Regions from separate parts of the Homo sapiens genome. Here region 1 is linked to region 2. Evidence: read pairs that join two places in POLR2A ChIA-PET (ENCODE). Cell type or tissue: endothelial cell of umbilical vein. All regions are shown on one strand.

The links. Peaks named below come from ENCODE experiments on the same cell type or tissue, not always from the same donor. Only the 100,000 strongest peaks of a DNase experiment are listed, where the experiment ranks them.
Region 1: POLR2A ChIA-PET joins it to region 2 with 5 read pairs; 2 of 35 experiments call an interaction of 5 or more read pairs at or near these places.

The regions. Positions count from the first base shown.
Region 1 is chr14:59,193,811-59,196,310 of GRCh38, forward strand. All of the region lies in intron 1 of DAAM1 (dishevelled associated activator of morphogenesis 1), which reads left to right. Among named protein-coding and RNA genes, the nearest start is that of DAAM1, 6.4 kb to the left of the region's middle. In endothelial cell of umbilical vein, no CTCF peak of the experiment used is centred here; no DNase peak of the experiment used is centred here.
Region 2 is chr14:58,081,245-58,083,744 of GRCh38, forward strand. The region is part of intron 5 of ARMH4 (armadillo like helical domain containing 4); the gene reads right to left. Among named protein-coding and RNA genes, the nearest start is that of ARMH4, 70 kb to the right of the region's middle. In endothelial cell of umbilical vein, no CTCF peak of the experiment used is centred here; a DNase peak (open chromatin) is centred at 1,437; H3K27ac peaks cover 1,258 bases.

The DNA.
Region 1 (2,500 bases), 1.1 Mb after region 2:
TAGCTCAGGTGCCACAGCTTCCACGAAGCCTTCCCTGCCCTTCCTCCTTAAAGCACTTAGCTTGACCACACAACACTTACAGCTAATTTGATACCGATATTGTATGTGAGGTGCCTACCTCATGCCAAGCCCTTTCTAATACTTTCCATGGGCTACGTCATTGACTGCACATAATTATACAAGATAGATACTTTTATTGCCATGTTCTAGATGAGGAAACTGAGGCACAGAGAAGTTAAAGAACTTGCCTAGCTTAGGCCACACAGCCTGTAAGTGGCAGACCAGGTTAGGGACTCAAGCAGTCTAGTTCTTTATACATCCTGATGTTGCCTGGTTTCTGACTTTCCGGCACGTTATTCTTTTCTCTGCAACTCGAGTTGGGGTAATCACAGCTTCCTTTGAGTCTCTTAATTCTCAGACAGTGCTGGGTCAGTAAGTCCTGGATTAATTGAGAGTAAAATGACTTCTTCATGTCACAGGTTCTTACAGCCTGATTTTCTGGAACAGAAAATGTTGTGTGAGATTAAAAATGTTGTTTTTGAGTATTTAAATGATAAAACTTTGGAGCTCTCCTTTGCTGTATGAACGATAGACAAATTATTTGAAAAAGGAAATGCTCTTATATTACAACTCTAAATCTGTTTGGAGCCTGTCCAGCATTAGACCTTATTTGTTAAGTGAGGTAACTTTTCACTGGGTTGAATCCCTCATCTGATAAAAGATCTTCTCACCCTGAACAGGGCCACAGAAGCCTGTGTTGAGAGTTAAGAGGGCCCATAATTTCTCAGCCTCCCTCTTCCCTGTAGTCTTTTAACATACATTGTGAAAGCTCTTTTGAAAAGAAAATAATGAACACTTGAGCAGTAGTCAAACATGTAATCTAATATTGGATAGCCTTAGATATTAAAATAAACTTTTTCCCCCCACCTCAGAAGAGATACTTTTATTTATTTTTACAGTGGAGCAAATTTGGTGCCAAATAAACAATTTCTATTCTTTTAAACCATAGCCACAGTTGTGAATTAAATGGGGAAAACCAGGGAAGCAAGTTCAATTTCCAATGCAGTTGGTGCGATTTCGTGACTTACAATAGATCTTTTCCTTTTGGCTTAAAACTAGATATTGTGCCACTTAGACAATATTTAATGAAGACAATTGACTAAAACACAAGGAAATAATAGGAAAGCTATGCCTTAACGGCATATTGCCAGGAAGGGAAACATGAAAACAAAAGGCTTGTTAGCCATTAGGCTACACAATCATAAAATTTTTTGAACAGACATTGATTTCAGAAGGTTTTTCTTTTTTCTTAATCATTCATCTTGTTATACTTTTTTTTTTTTTTTTTTTTTTGAGACAATCTTGCTCTGTCGCCCAGGCTGGAGTGCAGTGGTGCGATCTCAGCTCACTGCAAGCTCCGCCTCCCAGGTTCACGCCATTCTCCTGCCTCAGCCTCCTGAGTAGCTGGGACTACAGGTGTCCACCACCACGCCCAGCTAATTTTTTGTATTTTTAGTAGAGATGGGGTTTCACCGTGTTAGCCAGGATGGTCTCAATCTCCTGATCTCGTGATCCGCCTGCCTCGGCCTCCCAAAGAGCTGGGATTACAGGCGTGAGCCACCGCGCCTGGCCTCATCTTGTTATACTTTTTAAGTATGTCATTCACCTTTAGTAATAACCTGGGTTTATTCTGTTCTATAAATTACACCAGGATTGGGGTTTTAAGGCTACCTGTATTTCTGCTGGCACACAATTAAGGTCACCTATTAAACTGGTCTTTGTCATTTTTATGTCTAAAAAAAATACCTGCAGTGTGATTGGAAAATGTTGCCTATCTGATAGACTTCCTGAATTTAGGCTTACAAGAGTAGATAGCCCAGATCCTAGCTTTGGGCATTGTTGGGGTAATACAGATGCCCATCTTTTATTTTCTGAGATAGGTTCTTATATTCTGGCTTGTTGGCTAGCTCAGTTTGTTAGTGACATACAAACCAGGTCAAGGGCATGGGTTAGCTTTGCCTTGTTTTGGAGCCACAAACTGTACCTGTAATTCTAGTCAGATTTTTTCTGTATCTTTTTTTTTTTTAAATTAATCATGCTTTTGGGGACTAGACTGTACATTGTGGACATATCAGTGCACAGCTATCACTACTAAGGGCAAAAAAAGGTGCCATATTTTAAAGCGAACTGGTAGGAAAACCCTGTAAGTGAGAGGCAAGACTGCCAGCAGCTTGCTAAGGAACCGTATGCTTCTGACAGTTGTCCTCCTGTGAAGATTAGGTCAGGACTAGGGGCAGCTTCTTGAAAGTTTGCCAAAGCCAATAGCCTTGATCTTTTTCCTTTCTTGGCAGAATGACAGATGCCATCAATGTGTGTTTGGGTGCTACTTCTGGACTTACTCTTAGATAAAGTTCTGGATATTTGTGCCCAAGAAGAAGAGTAAAGGATGGTGGTCAACATTATTCACCAGATGAGATAGATTGTTCATATGTGCCTAAGC
Region 2 (2,500 bases):
GGCAGCCTTGAACAAACGTAGCGTCTCAGGCCCCACCCAGACCTACTGAATCAGAACGCACCTTGTATCAGGATCCCCAGGGGGATCTGTGTGCACATTAATGGTCAACACTGTGCTTGCTTTCTCCAAAGGATTGTGCTCGCTTGTACAAAATGAGTAAAACAATTATGGTGCAGAGAAGTTGAATATAAACTTGTAAATATAAGCTTGTATGAGGCTACTAAGTAGTACAAAACACTCTCAAATTTTAAGTTCATATCTTTTTTTTTTTTTTTAGACGGAATCTCGCTCTGTCACCTGGGCTGGAGTGCAGTGGTGCTATCTCGGCTCACTGCAAGCTCCGCCTCCCAGGTTCACACCATTCTCCTGCCTCAGCCTCCCAAGTAGCTGGGACTACAGGCACCCACCACCACGCCTGGCTAATTTTTTTGTATTTTTTAGTGAAGATGGGGTTTCACCGTGTTAGTTAGCCAGGATGGTCTCAATCTCCTGACCTCATGATCCGCCCGCCTCGGTCTCCCAAAGTGCTGGGATTACAGGCGTGAGCCACCACGCCTGGCCAAGTTCATATCTTAATGCTACAGCCTTTATAACTAAATGCCTTTAAGGTAGTCATGTTGGGATTTTTTTCTTTCTTAATAGCATCCCATAATGATCGTACATGTTCCAAAAATTAAAATATATAATTAACCTGGGAAGGGAAAAAAAAAAACCTTAGATGCTAAAATATAGGCAGGATACCACAGCTTACCTATAACTTGAAAAAGTAATATCTGAAAAGTGAAAAACTCTCATCAATTATTTGTGTCATCTCTAAGACAGGCAATAACTGTAAATCTCCTCACACTAAACTGGTTAAACTTAACAGTCAGTCAAAGATTATGCTGACAACCACTGGGTCATGTTGGAAAAAGCAATGAATCAGCAATACTCCCAAGAACACTCTGGGTTTTCAAATTTATTTTTGATAGTGGATTCCTTTTCCTCAAATACAGTCATCTTGGGAACTCCCAATATATAAAAGCTCGAGGAAGTAGTGGGTAAAGGAACCAAGGCTCCAGCGGCTCACCTGCTCCTCTCTTACAATGCTCCTTTGCCCCTTTCTGCCTTTTGAAATCTGCCTAACCTTCAAGGCCAAAGATAAATGGGCTTTTGCTTCACTTTGCACACATAGATCTATCCTATGAGTGAATAATTAGTATGCTCTTTTTCAAGCTAAGGAAATTGAAGCTCAGAGAAGTTAAAAACTCATCCAGGGTCAATGGCAGCAAAGTGAAGGCTTCAGTTCAGGACTTCCTGACTCCAAATTCTAGCCTCTCAACTGCCACCCTGCATGTTGTCTGTAATGCTTTACAAGGCTCCACTTGGTACTTTCAGAGCATTTTTCTTCCCCAGCATATTTCACATCCTGCCTCGCATTACACATTTTTCTTCCCCATGACTCATCAGCTCCTGGAGAGCAGACATTGTTCTGCTCAATCACTCATGATCTAGCAAAAATTTATAAATAGCAAATGGAGTTTTCCCAGTTTTCTGGGGCTTGCCTTCCTTGAGAAAGTCCACCCCTGAAAATGCTAAGTGTTCACCAAGCCAGGCTGCTTCAGGTAAATGATATGTACTGCCATCACCCCCTGCCCCTCCTCCATCCAGCTGGGGTCATGTGACTAGTTCTCACTAACATAATTTGAAATGGAAGAAAAATAAAGCCATTCTAGGCTGATGAGTCCCAGGTAGCCTTCCCTAAGTTCTCTCTCTTTCCTGCCTCCTGGCTAGCTGCAGAGGATCCAGTGAAGTTGCATAGGTCCAAGAAGATGATGGAGATATGGGTGAAAGAATAACTGAGTGACAGTGGATTATGAAGAGGGCAAGGAACCAATATATTAATCCACTGAGACTTTAGAGTTGTTTGTTATAGCAACTGGCATTTGCAGACAGATACATTCCCACCTATCCAAAGTCCATAAGTCAACTTTTTTCATTAGCAAGCTATTCTTTCACTATAAAAATGTTTTCAAAATTTAACCTTTGGAATAATGGAAAGATATTAAGTATCAGCCAGGCATGGTAGCTCATGCCTGTAATCCCAGCACTTTGGGAGGCTAAGGCAGGTAGATCACTTGAGGCCAGGAGTTTGAGACCAGCTTGGCCAATATAGCAAAACCCCATCTTTACTTAAAAAATTAAAAATATTAGCCAGACATGGTGGCGTGTGCCTGTAGTCCCAGCTACTCAGGAGGCTGAGGCAGGAGAATTGCTTGAACTCGGGAGGCAGAGGTTGCAGTGAGCTGAGATTGCACAGCTGCACTCCAGCCTGGGCGACAGAGCAAGACTCCATCTCAAAGGCAAACAAACAAACAAACTCCTTTCAATGGAGTGCTGGCACCCCTAAGAATTATCTGACTCCATTAGGACTGTGCACCTGTCACTGCCTTTGAACTATTTTACAACTCTTTAAATTACAGATAACAAATAGCAAAACAAATAATTCTCTAAACAAGCA